Linked DNA regions of Mus musculus: region 1 is linked to region 2. A link is a loop called in an ENCODE intact Hi-C map of the cell type or tissue named here. Cell type or tissue: left cerebral cortex. All regions are shown on one strand. Links, peaks and the distances in the headings refer to the core of each region. The heading gives the core; the rest is flanking DNA.

Evidence for each region. Peaks named below come from ENCODE experiments on the same cell type or tissue, not always from the same donor. Only the 100,000 strongest peaks of a DNase experiment are listed, where the experiment ranks them.
Region 1: a loop joins it to region 2, with 5 times the contacts of the local background. A loop is called at or near these places in 2 of 42 quality-filtered maps.

What each region holds. Positions count from the first base shown.
Region 1 is chr15:70,917,198-70,925,541 of GRCm38, reverse strand. No RefSeq gene overlaps it. Among named protein-coding and RNA genes, the nearest start is that of Fam135b, 810 kb to the left of the region's middle. In left cerebral cortex, for the core only: CTCF peaks have their summits at 4,444 (motif pointing right) and 5,185 (motif pointing right); DNase peaks (open chromatin) are centred at 4,465 and 5,201.
Region 2 is chr15:69,918,252-69,926,595 of GRCm38, reverse strand. Gm19782 (predicted gene, 19782) reads right to left here and starts at 2,363. Exons shown (of 6, transcript NR_045071.1): 1 at 2,220-2,363. In left cerebral cortex, for the core only: a CTCF peak has its summit at 4,201 (motif pointing right); DNase peaks (open chromatin) are centred at 2,501, 3,185 and 4,248; H3K27ac peaks cover 177 bases.

The DNA.
Region 1 (8,344 bases), core at 208-8,207, 1.0 Mb before region 2:
CCCAACTGTTTTGGATTCCTCTCTGTAAGTGACTGATAAAAACAAAAACAAAAACAAAACAAAACAAAACAAAAAAGTAAAAACCAACTGATCACCACACATCTTTGAATTTGCACTAAGACTGCGATTCTTCCTAGATGTAAATAAGAATGACTGACTGAAGAATGCATGGTAAAGTTCACTGTGATGGACTGACCATACAACCAGTGAAAATTCAGACAAACTCCATATGTACCAGCCACAATGAAATCATTTCAACAGAAAGACATTCAAACAACCCCCAAATATCTGAAATTAAGCAGGACATCTGTCTACTTCTTCATGACTTGAAGATGAAATTACAAGGGAAAATTAAAAATTTTGTTGAGCTGAAAAACACTCTAAGCAAAGTGGGGGTGGTGATATAAAGAAATACCTGTATCTTTATAATAAAAATTAATATTGAACACCTAAAGGAGAAAATGAGTGAAATTATTTTATGCCATAATTCTGATAAACATGTCCTAGAGACAGTCAACAGCTTTTGGGATAGCTCCCTCTCCAGTTGTTCAGGGAGCCATATGAAGACAGAGCTGGGCACATCTGCTGCACATAACATGTATTTTTTAAGTGAGATTTGAATCTTTGAAAATGTCATGCATCCTGTATTTCTCAGTGAGCATCTCACTATATTCATTTATAATAGTGATAAATGTTCTGGAAATTCATTTCTTAAACAATGAAAGGATTATTCTTTGTTATTTCAGTCCAAATTAACCTATCCTTCAAGATCCAACTCAAATGACGACTCAACTCAAATATGAATGCAAATTATATTTGTTCTAAATGTCAGGCATCTCCAAATAATTTATTTAAATAAAATCTGCAATGATACTTTACATATTTCCATCTTTTTCATACATCTGTGCTTTCCTTTTAGCGGATTAGACCTTTCTATAAATAATTGCATCCCAATTTAGATTAGTTTTACTTCCTGGTGGTGTGTGCTTGTTTTTTTGTTCCTGTTTTGCTTCACCCAATTTGTCCTCTTTATTTTTTTCTCTGGAAGTAGAGTCTGGTTTTTCTGGCATGTAGAAATAGGGAAAATGTAAAATGGCCCTAAAATATAAAATAAGACCACCTTTTTTTTCCACTTTCCTTTCTTCCTTCCTTCCTTCCTTCCTTCCTTCCTTCCTTCCTTCCTTCCTTCCTTCCTTCCTTCCTTTCCCATTTTACCCCAGATTCAGGTGACACAGTGACATCTTAAGAGCTTGTTCACCTGCCACTTCTTAGTATTCCCTGGACACTTCAGTGTACCTCTTGAAAATTAAACCCGTAATTCTTTAATGTACTCTTCTAAGCGAATAAGCGTGAGTTTTCAGAATGTATTTGCAAAGCACCTTTAATGTCAAATGAGCCCCAGCACACAACTTCATTATCATAAAAATGCCAGCTCCTCTGTTCTGAGGAATCCAATTACTTGTGACTAAGGTGTTTGGATGAGAATGACAAAAGGAACAACTGTTAGCAGGATAAGATCTGTGCCTTCTGTAACCCCACAGGCTTTAGGAATGTGGAAAAAGGAAACTGCAAGAGAGGGCATTTCACCCTGCTCCAACCACACTCTGGCCATTTTCTAGTTCAATTTTCCTTTTAGCTTTGGAGAATGGCATTAGAGGGATATTTTTCCTAATTATATTTTCTTTGGATAAATTTGTCAGGTTTCAAGGAAATGACAGAAATTACTGAGGGCCAAAATAAAAGTATGTGATATAATACAATTTAGACAATTGTCTGCATGGAATGGTTTCAGGAAATAGATCATGGAGCCCTGAACTAAGCCTAATAAAAGTTTTGGTGTTGTTTCCCTATCAGCTGCCTCCCCAGGGGCTTCAGACCTTAGATCTCCCATCAAGGAAAATGAAAGAATGCCTGGCTTCAGGGTGAGTGTGAGGGAAATGGAATTGATTACAGGTGCACTGGGGACAGCTGGCAGGTTTATCATTCTTTTTCTCTGTGTTTCCTGTTGGTGCTGGGTATCACATCCAGGACTCTGTAACTGAACTGCTGCCTGCCCCGGAACTTAGACAGAGACAAGGATTATAGTAAGATTTTCCAGAAGGTCCTAGAACTACATTTGCAGCCTTTTGAACTCAGTTCATCCAAGTGTTCAGGACCTGGGACTCTAATAGGAAAAGTAATGTGTCACAGGTTAGCAGTTGTGGCGCTTCTAATGAATGAGCCCATGAGATGTCTGGTGTGCCTTTAGTGCTGCAACCTTCCCTCACATTTTTGCTCCCTCAACGCCTCTCTACATTTCCTGCTCATGTACAGATAACAAGCTGATTACTAATTATCACAGTAAACGTGTCTGTGAGTGGATGAATACACAGATAGCTCTACTCTAAAGGTCTATCTTATTAGTGTAAATGTGAGCTCCAGTCTACTTCATTGTGACAGAGCTAGTTACTCAAATAGCCCCCTTTTTCTCAGCATCCACAAGCCTGGCATTTTTGTACACTTCCAGGGATCACTTGAACCTGAGTTTTGCTTTTTCTACTGAAGTTCTCCATAAAGATACCCACCACTCATTTCTGCCTTTGATACAGAATGGCTGTGAACATGCTGAAGAAAAAAAGAGGAGGAAGAAGAGGAGGAAGGGGAAGGGGAGAATGAAGGGGAAGAGGAAGGGGAAGGGGAAGAGGAAGAAGAAGAAGAAGAAGAAGAAGAAGAAGAAGAAGAAGAAGAAGAAGAAGAAGAAGAAGAAGAAGAAGAAGAACAACAACAACAACAACAACAACAACAACAACAACAACAAATGAGAGCAGGAGAAGGAGAGGAAGAGGGAAAGAGAGAGGGAGAAGACCACTTTTAAAGGCTACAGCACTTAGGAATGTAGGACAGGATTTCGGGGTTAAAGCACTTGTCATGCCACTGTGAGGAGCAGAATGTGATCCACAGAACCCACATAAGGCCCAGGTTAGAATGGTAGCCTGCCTGCAATCAAAATGTTGGAAGACAAAGGATCCTGGAAGGAAGCTGGCTAAATTAGACTAGCACAGTCAGTGAGCTCTTGGTTCAAGTGAAAGACATTACTTTAACAGGGGCACTGGTGGTTGGTCTGGGGGGGGGGTGTCTTTGAATATGTTGCCTGGTGAGGACAAAAGACTGAATGTCTAGGATAGACACAACAGCAAAGCACAGAGGATGGGTAACAGCTTCATCCCATCCAAGAGGGTGAAGCCTAGGTCTACAAGTTCATTTGATGCTGACCTGGGTATCTTATTGGGTTCCTAGATCCTCCACTATCTTTTATTGGTTGTGCTTAGAAACCTACCTAAGGTTTCTCCTTGCAATCTCTTCTGGGAACAAGAAGCCACCATCACAGGGAACTCAATTTTGCTTTCTTTGTTTACTCATGTCCTTTTACTACCTAAAAGCTACCTAAAAATAACCCAGGAAGACAACTAACACCATCTTTCTTTACACACACACACAAACTTGCACATGCCTGTTCACCTACACACATGCTAATACATATACCTATAAACACAAATGTGCATATATATATATATGTATATGTATATATATATATATATGCCTCCACCGTTGCTCCAGACAGAACACTGATTTGTGATACTCTCTAGGAGAAATAAGCCCCTCATCATCACCCTTGGAGCTGGTACAAAGAAGAGAGAATAACTTCTAGACATCTCTAAAACTGGAACTACAGATAAATGACTCTAGGAGTCTGGCAACCTATTATTTCAAGGATCTATGTTTCTAATTCTGTAGTCTTCAAGATTAAAAACATGTAGTCCATTAAGTTAACAATATGGCAACATACTGAGAGGGTGTAACCTAAGTCATGCAGCCTCTGACAAATGCTGGACATTCCACAGTTTCCCAGGCAGGCTGGAGATTTTGTGACTTCTTAGCATACACTCCCTACAAAATAATAAAAAATGCCTGTTCTTCTCCATGATCTTCTTGCTAACTCAACACATACAATACTACATTGGTTTGTTTGTAATTGATGCTGGTTATTTTTTCTCTATGTACACTTATCAATTCTAGTTTATAATATACATTTAACAGGATAGATACATCAGCCAGAACCAAAGAAGGATTTCAGCCTCTCTCAGCAAAGGCAAAGTAATTTTTCTACATCTCCTCTTCGTGTGTCCTATTCTTCCAATCAAAAGGTCAGACACAAAGATACCCTCTACCTAGAGGCCTGCCTGGACTTACAAAGGATATTTTCTAAATACATGGTACCTTAATTCTAAATGGTTCTAATGGCATGGTTATGTTGTTAAATTTTCTTATACCCTTATCTTTCTTTTGGTTTTATGTCTCTAGATAGTAAGACCATCACTGTTGCAGTGTAAATGGAAGGCTAGGATGGCTAAGCAAAGATGCTCACATTCAAGAGTTTATGCTGTAGTGGAGTGTTTTGAACTTAGCAAAGAAGCCGCTAGGTGGAGGTGTTGCCTCACATTCTAGGGAAAAGGCACTCTTGTGCTGTCTTCTAGTGCTCCTGTAATATCCATAAAAACTTCTGGACAGGTACATGAGTTCTCCTCTGAGCAGGTGAGTTGATTAGCAATTTCAACTCTCCTAAGGATGGCAGAATCTTACAAAGACTATTAGTCATAAGAATATCTGTCCTTACCACGTAATATATGCTTAGGAGTTCCTTCCCTAGCAAGAATATCCGCAATTGATCTTGTCAGGTAATTTTCAACTATGTTATGCAATTTGTTACTTGACATCCACCTTCTTTGCTTTTACATTGTGACTAAAATTATAATCCCAAACACAGTCTGTCTATGTCTACCATTTCCTATCTTTAGGATTAATATGTTCATAGGTTCTCCAAGGTCCACGGCTTCATTAGGTCTGGTTAGTTGGCTAGCTTTTCCTCTTGGTGAATGGGGTCTAAGTCCAATTACTGAGCTGCTGCTGTAGCAAGCAATATATGCATGCTGCTACTGTATCCCTAGGATTATCATGCCATGTTGGTTGTCCTTGTAGTTCATCTGCATCATAGTTGGGTGTGACTGTTGCTTGAATCCTGCCTTTAGAAACTTGTGAGGCATCTTCTGATACTGTAAAATCTGCTCCCAAGGGAGAAGGCACTTAGGCCAGTTTCAGCTCAGGGGCCTCTTGCCTTGTGTCAGAAGTCCATGGCATGTTCAGCAATAGGGAATTATCTTTTACCTGTAGGGGGCAAGCAAAGGCAGTGGCAATAGTCTGTAACATTTTCATAATCTCTTGGGCAACCTTGATCAGCAACTCAAAAGAATTTCTCTTACCTGGTGTTGAAGTTCCTCTTAGATACTTAGTCTTTGTTTCTTGGAGAGAAAGTTATCAGCCTGGATAAGAAAAATTTATTTGAACTATATATGTTTACTTATATGTAGTTACATACATTACAGGATCTTTTGAGAGGTAGGTTGTTAATAGTACAATTCCTTAGAACATTTTTAGACATCCTTCGTGTTATTTCAACTTCCACTCTACTTATTCCTGCTTATCTCCACTGCCTCCCTAATTAAAGTCTCTAACCTTTCCTCTTGCTTCCTTAACCTGGGAATGGTCTCCTTAACTACAACTTTACTAGACCTTAACTACTAAGAGCTTTCGACACCACTTCTAGAAATTTGGCATTTGGCATTGAGCTCAGACAATGAAGTAGGCTCAGATAAGAATATTAATAACAGTGACCACAGGCTCTGTTTACTACCTACTTAATTATTACCTTGTGTGATCCTTTTACTCACTCCTTTACTTAATTACTCTTTTGGGTGATCTCCTTTACTACTTGGCTTGATTACATTGTTTTTGATCTAAGAACTGACCATGGTTTTTTAATATACCTAGAATGATGTAAAAGCAGGCTGGGGAGAAATAAGGCTTGTTCAGCCTCAATGTGGGCTGGAATCATGTTATAATGTTGTCTAATTGTTGTTCTTCTTTTTCAATCCTCATTCTCTCCTTAGAGACCCTGTTGACTGACTGAGCTGGCTTAGTCACTTCACAATCATTAACTGTCTACTAAATATTTGTTCTTATACCCTCTGATATTGTCTCAGCCCTTATCAAGGAAACTTCTCTTTGCAAGAGATAGAGACCAATCTAGAAAACCATAACCAATCAAAATGCAGAGTTGTGGAACTCAGTCCAAATGGATACATCTGCAAGACAACTACTGCATCTAAGGCTCAAGGAAGATTGCAGAAGGGTTGAGAAGATTGTCGGAGCCAGAATACCAAGGAGTTTGCTGTGTGTCTGTGTTACAACAGAAGCTGCATCCACCATGTCTTGCCATCAAGACTGCCTAAGCAGGAGTTAAACAAAGACCGCAGCAATAAACCTGTCATAGTGGGTAGGGAAAGAACATGAGGCTTCACCCTACACACAGAACTCCAGGAACTAATAAATGCTGACAGCAGGAGGAATACGCTTACCTAGGAAGGAGCACAGCAACTGGTTGTCCAATACCACATAGCCAGTCCAGAAAACAAACATACAAGTAACATTATACAGAAGGAGAAGATTATATTGATGTTCAGGCATTTGGGAGTTCATTTACTATTGCTTTCATTTCCCCCCATACCCTGTGGAATTTCCTATGAATGTAGCATTTTCTGATTCCTTCTCCTCAGCAGAATGGGGATGGTATCAAAGAAGATACTCCAATTTTCTTGTTCATTTTCATGAATTTCAGCACAATCTTTGTCACATTCGGGCATTCAATAGATTGTCAATTAATTTAAGTAATGAAACTGAAGCTACTCTGTGAAAAACGCTGAAATTCCATAATCATTATTACTGTATCCCTGCCATTTAACATGACTGCTAGTTAGCAGGTACTGAGCTCAGGCCCCCTTATAATCCCAATAATCCCTACTCAAGTGGAGTGTCGAGGCAGGACAGCCTCAGCCCATCTCTGATTATTGCTAAGAGGCATGCCCAAAAAGAAACTTGCATTTTATTGCATTTATATTCTTCCCCTGACAATTATCGAACTTTACGAATCTCAACCTCATTACGTTTGGATGGGCGCCAACTGTCTTCTGGAAACTGCACTAAAAATTAATGGTGGAGAATTGCTAAAGAAAGAAAAAAGTGGTGGAAGGAAGACATATGGTTAATGATGACATATTATTGCAGAAAAATGCAGCGGTTTGCACAAGTCCTGGTGATGGGAATTAGATGGGGGGATATTGCCAAATGGTTCAGGTTCTGTTGGGAAGCAGGCAGGTGCTCTGGATACTGCTATGTGGAACAATTCTTTCTCCATTGTCAAATTTGATATGCAACATTACTTCCTGGTTTTGAGATTCAGTGTGAAATGGGGCTTTGCCATAGATACAATGGCAGGGCAAGGAAACTTTTTATTTGCTGTCATTTGAATATAGCTATGTCCGAGTTCAGCACAGATATATGGAACACTGGAATGGTCACACACACTAAGACTATCATCAGGGATGCTGGGATAGCAACATCTATTTTTTTATTTTTACCCAGAATAATAAAATACTTCCAACTGCATTTAGGAAAATGAAATTTAGACAAAGGCGTTTTCTTCTTTCTTAGGTTAGAATACTGTCTCCGTGAATTTTCATCAAAATAATACCTCCTCAGACTTCTGTTTTGAGAGTATTGTTGGGGGAATGTAGTTGAGGGACATTTTGAAGTACATTTTGTCTAAAGAAGATGAAAGAAAAATTTCAACATAAACATTTGGGATTTTTGAAAACTTGCTTTGTTTTAGCCACTTTGAAATCCCAAAAAACTACAAGAAAATGGCCTGTTCATGACCTTACCTTTTAATGGGAAGTGAATTTATTTCAGAAAAAAAAAAAAAAGATGTGTCTGGACGTAAAGTTTTGTTATTATTAAGATGGAATTAGGAAAACCAACTGCTAACTATAACCTGAATCTTGACCAAACCCATACTAAAGCAACTTGGAGCTCCTTAAAACATGTAAATGATGCAAAATAATGACTGATATATGAGCAAATCTTACAGTTAGCAAGCTTAGCTGACAATCCTTAAAACATATTTGAGGCTCAAACCTCACCATTTTTCTCCTTTTTAAAGAAAAAATTGTGTGAGTTCATGTGTGTGTTCATGTGTATGAGATACACAAACATACAGAGAAAACGAGAGAGAGAGAGAGAGAGAGAGAGAGAGAGAGAGAGAGAGAGAGAAAGAGAGAGAGAGAAGAGATCATTCTAGAACAAGTCTGACTTAGTTCAATTTCTAGATAAATGAGCAGTATTTACATATGTGCAAGCACACTCAAGCACCAGATATGCAGTGATTGCTACATGTAGCCATGTATCCACACAG
Region 2 (8,344 bases), core at 63-8,062:
AAAATCACAGTAGTAGGCTTTCAGCTAGGGCCCATGTCCTATATACTTTCAAGTTGTCTGCCTCATTAACAGTGTCAAATGTGTGTTCCATTTAATGGATTTTGCCTTAAATAATATTTTTTTCAGAAGCTTTTTGGTTAACCCTATAAAATTTGTACCACTATTGCAACAGTATATCTTGCCAAGCAGGTCACTATTGTAACTCCCAAGGTTCGCCGCTGGTTACTTTTCTCCTCTTGTAACATATGAAGCACCTTCCAACTCTACAAACACAAGTCACTACTGAAGATTCTACTTGACACCAGCTTGATTTTTTCAGTGACATACGTATATGTTTTATTATGTAATATGAGCTTACCATCAAATTTTGAGGATTCCCTGTAATGTTTGGAAATTGAAGTTCTCTTTAGGATCCCTTATTTCAATGCCTGTCCTTATTGTCTTCCTTCTCAGATTAAAAGTTACCATTTTACTAAGTTTACACAGCTTTAAAGAATATATTACATTATTTAACTTTGACAGCTATATTTCTCATTACTGCAGGAAAGTAAATGACCATTTATCACTTAAGCTGTAGGTCATACCCTAATGTCAATGATGAATTAAAAGTTATTAACATTGGGGCTCCTTAGATTTTGTACTCCTTAAATAGAGAAGGAATATAACATTTTTATCCATTTTCTAATATTTTTATTTTTTTAATATAATGATATATTTAAATGCTCTTCTGCTTTCCAATTTTTTAAAAATATTGAACTTCCTTTGTTCAGAAAAGGACAGTTTAAATACATTATTAAATTACATTAATATCATTTTAAGTGCATCAATCTTTGCATATTCATCTCTTTTGCATTTCAGTGCTATAAGTGTAGAGACCTTTTCCTCCTGTCATTGTTGTTTTTATTGTGTCTAAAACAGTTTCAACTGCTGAGCAGTGTTGGTGCATGCCTTTAATCCCAGCACGTGGGAGGCATAGGCAGGCAAATTTCTGAGTTTGAGGCCACCCTGGTCTACAGAATGAGTTCCAGGATAGCCAGGGCTTTTTGCTAAGGACCTGATGTAGTGAGAGAAGGAACAAACTTGCTTATTTAAAACAAGAAATATGTTTGGCAGAGACAGAGATGACCTGGAACCAGTGCTTTGGGAAAGGTGCAAGTTTAGGGCCTGAGAACCCAAGTTTTCCCACTGCATAGGGCTACAGTTATCAGTTCATTGACAGCTGTGAGCCATGTCTGTAGAGTTTTTTGAGATACCCTATGTTCTCGTGCAACACTGTTGATTAGCTTCATGTTGACTCTGTCCCATTGTATGATGATTTCTGCTGACTTTGTCTCATTTTTTCCCTGTAAAAAGTATATAAGATGCTGTACTTCTTAAACAGACTTGTTTGACATAAGATATAGGTTTTGTGTGATCTCCCAATCCCAAACCCTTTTATCTTATCTTCTATTGTCTTTATCTTCTGATTTCCTGGGTCTCTCTCTTTCTCAGAACCATCTTACTTAAAAATTATTTTTTGTTGTTATTCTTCATATTTTGGTCACTGACTTGAGTATTTGACATCTGTATACAATAAGCAACTTGATCTTACCACTACCCAATAGAAGATAATATCTAGAAATAATAAAAAAAAAAGACAAAAAAAAATCCTGCCACCTAGCTATATGTCCTCCAAATCTTATTGGCAAAGTAGGAATAGGTTCAGAATACCAAATTTACCTTCCTGACTTGTTAGGGATTTTCATGTTGCTTTTTAAAAGTTTGGCAAACAAAATTATCAGAAGATAGCATCTATCAGTCTTCTGTCAAAGACACTGAAACAAGAAATAGAAAATCATTCTGCCAGAACCATAAAGTCAGGGACAACATTGGAACTGATACTAAATGAAGACCCATACTGGAAAGCTAGCCTTATTGCTCAATGTAGCAAGCTATTGGCATCAATGTCTTCCCATAGAAAGTCATTGGAAACACCATATCTGGGAGTGACTACATGAAGTTTAGGAAGGCTGATAGACTTTCTTTCAAGAACCAATTGAGGGGACATTCAGAGTTAGCTTAGCAGCTAAGAGCATATTGTACTCCATGGATACTTGCACACATGGGCACACACATACACACACACACACACACACACACACACAAACACACACATACACACACACACACACACAAATACACATGCATTAAATTATTTCTAGAAAAAGCAATTGTGATACCTGGTAGGTGTCCATATGGAATAGGCCAGAAACCTGAAATCCTACATGTCAAGAACAGAACTTTGATTCCTGTTCCCTAAATTGGTTCACTAGAGCAAGTATGCCAGTTCGTTAGAATATTGCAAATCAAAGCTTTAGAGACCCAAAGAAGAGACTCGGCATACTAGATTGTGATGTCTGTAGAATTCTGGCACACAGACAAAACACAATTCATTTCAGGAATCATAATTTCTTCTCCATCTAAAGCGATATAAAAGGCTGATGGAAGATGCTCTTGGCAGTGTGTTAATGGATGCTAATTAAAGTCCTGCTTTGGACCAAAGGAAACAGCTGAAGAAAGCAGAACACAATAGAGCCTCGCAGATGGCTCCTGGAACAAGCAAGGTGGGCTCGGTGATTAAGACACAACACTGTGGAACTTCAGCAGCTGAGGCAGTTCTGTTTGCCTCATGTAGACACAGTATGAAGGTAATTATTCATATGTAAATGGTGTGAATTTTTTCTCCATTTTTAAAAGAAAACTGTCCTTATTCACTATGAATGCAAGCTGTAACAAGCAAATTCAACTAAACATCATCCTGTCGATTTTGTGGTTCCTTGCTTCTTTCTCTTCCTTTTTTTTTTTTTTCTGTTTGTAATGGAACTCCCTTTTTTAGACATGGCTTTGCAAATAAAAAGCATATAACATCTGGAACTTCTTAAAAATCAATTTCTTTTTCTCCTTTATTTTTCTGTTCTATAACTAAAAATGGACTTTCCAATTTGCATCCTGCCTTCTTCCCCTCCCTTCCCTTTGTAAAATAAATAAATAAATGCCACCTGGTCTAACAGCTCAGTTGCCCATTATCAGCCTGAGGCAATCCAAAGCTGCCAGTTAGTCAACGCAGAAAATATGGTTTCAAGAAGAAATGTGAACAGAGCCTTTGCAGTAGTGTAGTTTGGCATCCTGCCAAATCACAGACCCATGCAAATATGGTCCCACGTCCTAGAGACTTGGAAGAAATCCTTGCAATCTGGGCTTTGGTATATTAGCACCTTGACTTTTTTCTAACAAAGATGTCTCCAAAATTCAACAGTTTCATAGTTAATAAAACACATCAATGGCTCAGAAAAGCAGATCAGCACTCTGATGGAACTGTGGGGTCCTTGAGAAGATTGGTTTTCCATGTGTTCATATTCCTGGGATCACATGGTTCTGGGGCATCACCAGCTACTTATTGTGGTACCCCATAGGAACTACAAACACTCAAGTCAACACTTATTAGTCACTGATAATCAGTGTCACCAGACAGATGACTCATAAAGCATAAAAGTTGATATCTTAAATTATAGTCATGGGAAGTTCAGAATCAAATGAGCTCAGAAAATTCCACTCTTTCAAGAAATTTTCCAGCATCTACTTTTTGTCACTTTTCTCAATGTCAGACACTTAAGTAGTTATGACTCTGCATAAAAACTGATGACACTTGCATGGTATGGGAATTCAAATTCAGGATCCTACTCTTACACACATCACACATTGAGCCACATCTCCCACCCTCTTCTTGATCCTAAATATTTGCTACATTCCTTCTGTCTTCTGTAACATAGTACTAGTCATTGAGGTTATAAAAGGATAGACAACATTTTTAATAACACTATTGTAGAACATGTTAAGATAATGAATTGTTAAGAATGATAGTCATCTTCAGTGACTTCTGTAGCAGAAGCAAACTGTTTGAATACAGGAAGAAATCAAGACAGAAAAGGTACATGTAGATCTGGAAGCAGTGCATCACAAAAGGAATGCTTTCGAAATGGAAGGTATTTGCGATAGATTTTAATCAAAAGGTAAAAATATGGCTAGTTATAGGAGGTGAGGGATAGGGTGCAATGATTTTAAATTTGTCATTTTGTTATATTTTTAAAATGTGTATGGTGTTTTGCATTTTATTTTAAATATAGATGTATGTGAGGCAAGTATATATTTGGTGCCCATGGAGGCCAGAAGAGGGCATCAGATACCCTAGAACTGTAATTATGGTTGGGAACTGCCCTGTACATGCTCAGAATTGAACCGGGTTCCTCCGAAAGAGCAGACAGTACTCTCAACTGCTCAGCCATTTCTCCAGCTTGGAGCAAGCATTTTTAAATAAGAGGGCAAATGATTGAAAGTGAGATTTGTATCCAGGCACTGCTTTCAGTGAATCTTAAATCACCTCATCTGCCAAGAACCATACTCACGGTATGGGGAGTGGTAGAGGATGTTTCTTGATTCTTGCTTGATACCCACTAAATCTTTCAAATTATGATGGCTCCTAATATTAAGGCAGGGAGCTGAAATTTTTCTTCATAAAACTATAGGGAATCATTGAAGAATTTTCAAACAGAGCTGACACAGTATTGGATATTTGTTTTAAATTATTCATTTGACAAATGTGTGGAAAGAGAATTGTAGTAATACAGGTTTGAGTCAGAGGCCCATTGGAGATGATATTATAGTAGTTCAAATGATAAGTCTCTCAATAGGGAATCATTCTATTAAAGAAATCACCTCTATGTACCCTGAGCATTAATCAAACTTGGGCTAGATACCAGTCCTTAGGATTGGATCACTTGGTGGCTGTAATTATTATTGTGAGATAGAATATGAGGGGTAGGTTTATATTATCTATAGGAGAACTCTATTATACCTGAATATATACCTGTTACTTATAGCATATAGTGTATTTTAATTGTTATGAATTCATTGGTTCTAAGTTTGTGATAACTCTTTATTATATCATATAGTTAGTCCTTTGAAAACAATATACTGAGACCTGAAGAATGGCTTAGTGGTCAAGAGCAAATATTATTCTTGCAAAATATCCAAGTTTAGTTCTTAGCATCCACAGCTGTGGCTCAATACTATATAGAACTGATCTTCCAAGAGCCTGATGCCTCTGTTCTCCATGCACAACTGCACACATAAGCACACACCTACATATAGACACATTAACATATACATAATTACAAATAAATATTTTAAAGCAAGTAGATATGAATTCCTTTTGCATTGTCTTAGAGATGAACAACCAAAAGCACAAAGAGAAGAAAGAGTGTCCATATTTCATAACTCTTTAGAACAAAATGAAAGCTGCCAACAAACAGAATGCCAATGTTGCCAACGAATCCAGTATCTACAAGACAAAAGGGAAGCCTGTTGTCTTTTCCTGGCTCTTCTTTTCCACCTTTACATTGTGAATACAAACTGCACAGGTTAGTCTTTTATAGATTCTTTTGAATTGCTGAGTCCATTTTGGAGGAAGAGGAGAAGATAAACCAATACAGACGATTATTTCACTTCACAGGTCAAAATCTCTAAATGATGGTACATAACATCTCCAAGTCTAAGAGCCTCTAGTAGGCTTTCTTGTAGGCTGTGACTTTCACTGTTGTCACCTTGGCAATGACCCTTGCTTTTCTCAAAATCAGCCACAAAAAATTAAAGCTTGCAGAATGTTAAATAAATAGTTTATGAACTCTAAGGTGTAGGAGATTAATTCCCCAGGAGACACCTGAGGTGGAACACTAAATTTCTTTAGGCCCCTGTCACCTTTTTCATTAAACAAGTGTAACCAAATGCTACCTCCCAAAAGGTTCCCTTGAAGCGAAACAGCATGGGTTTTCAATGCACAAACATGCTTCAATCTCACTGTGATGATTATTCTTGCTTGTCTGCTTGCCTGGATCTGAACTCAAGTAAGAGATAACATGCTAGACACACTTATGGGAAATTTTCTTGATCAGGTTATTTGAGATAGGAAGAAGCAACACAAATGTGGGCAACAGTTTCCATGGACAGCTATATGACAGTGTGTCCTAGATAACAATTTTGATTTCTGTCTCTTTGCATTTGTGTCTTGCTAGTCACTTTCATCTTCCTGGTTGATGGTTCTATCTACTCTGCTCTTGTTACTGTTGATGTTGCTGCCATTATGGCTACATTCCTTTAGTAATAGCAGAACCCACTTTCTTCAGACTTATTTTGTGAGCTCAAGACCAGTGGCTCACCAGAAATCTTTTAGGTCTTCAGTACCACTTTAGGACTTCCAGATCTGGCCATGAACCCCCACCTATACCTGTAATTAAGGCCATTCTATCTCCTTGTGCATTAGCACAGAAGACAATCTGTTGTGCCTGGTCATTGTACCCCTATTACACCAATATCCATTGTCTATGAGTTGGGCTTTATCAGGCATTTCTCAGAAATGCAGAACGTTTTTATGTTGTTTCTTATCTACTTTACTTAGCTGGTTGTTGTGGTCATCCAAAGAAGCCTTGGTGTTTCGTGAGATTCTATAAAAACTTTCTTTTCTCCCAGGAATGTTAAAAGGTGCAATGTGTAGGATTTAGAACTGGGCAGTCAGAAATTCAGATTTTGGCACAGGTTTGTAACAGAACATTGAATGAAATTTTCATTAAAATTCTAAGTCACTCTGTGCCCCAGTTACTACCTCATAAAGTTGAGTTAAACACAAGATGGCAATCTTTAAGTATCATCGCATTTATGTATTTATCTCATCTACTCTGCTCTTACCCTAGTTCAAATTCGCAACATGCAATGCTAGGCCCATGCCACATAGTACCAACTGCTGTCCCAAATGACAACCTTTTCTCTATAGTATGTTCCACCTGCAGCTTCCTAAGTGTTTTAACAATTATGACGTCAAAAAGAACTATATCTATGAAGGTATTGTCATAGGGTGCGACCTGTTACTTAGCAACATAGCCCTGTTAGCCTGTGTAAGCATGTAGTACACTTCTCACAGCATCTTATAATTGTCTAATGATGCATGTTATAGAGCATATCACATCATCTAAAAACAAATACCAATAAAATACCAGTTCCCAGAACAAAGCTCTTTCCCAGGGCTCCTAGGGAGCCTCACCAATTTCACCACGATGGAGACACATACACAAATTTCTCCCTGGTTTTAAAATGTCATAATCTTCCAAATCCTAGTGTAGCTGTTTCCTTTAAGAGGAAGGGAGAACCCAGTTGAATAATGGGATGGTTCAATCTTTAGGTGTCCTTTCCCTTGCCCTAATAGCATCCCATTCTCTGCCACTTAAAAATTACCTGCCCATGGAGCACATGTGTTCCTTACTAACACACTGTTTGACTATTTATTTCTTATTCTTCATGCCATATTCACACAATGGGGTTTTGTCTGCCTCTTCCTGGTGCTATTAAGAAGAAAGACACATGAGTCAGTCATTCTAGACTCATTCTTGATTTCACCTAGAAAAGATTACATGGCTTTGTGTAATTACCTAAATTTATTCATTTTTCCCAAAGTGAATCAATTCTAAAGTACTTAATTTCAAACAGTATGTAACATGTGCTGATTTCTCCATGAATTATATTGCTATAATTTCTACTACTCTCCCTACTCATAAGACTGAAAACCACTCACAAACTATTCAGTAAATATATTAGCATATTGCTTGCTTAAAATCAATGCAGAGCAAATGAAACTTTCTCAGTTTGTGATGAAAATTACCAATAATATATTACTGGAGGTATAGCTTAGCGGCATAGTGCTTGACTCTCATGTGCTAGACTCTGAATTTAATCCATGATACTATAGATTGAGAATAATGGTAATAATAATTAACAAACCATAGACACATACTTATTATTACTATCAACACACTTCTACTTTTGTTGATTGTCAGAATGCTCAAAAACCTCAGAGAGAAAGATGAGTGTAAAGTAACTACCACGGAAGGCGATACAACTTCCAGTTCCCACAGAGAATCACACACAGCTCTGACACCAGACTGAAGAGAGCAATATTGCAGTTACTGTACACAGCCTAAAGTAGAGCATGGCAGGGTGAAAGGAATACGAGAACTCCTGTTTAGACTTACTGTAGTTGCACCAGCAATTCACTACATAAATATTCTTTCTCTAATTATTTAATGCCTACTCTTAGATAGATAATATATCTTTTAATGATTATACACACAAACTCACAAACAAATATTAGGTTTTTGGGTTGTTGTGTATGTTTCTTCATCTATACTATTTTTGTGTCTCTTTCCCTGGTTTTTACATTCTTATATCTTTTTCTTCCTTCCTTCCTTCCTTCCTTCCTTCC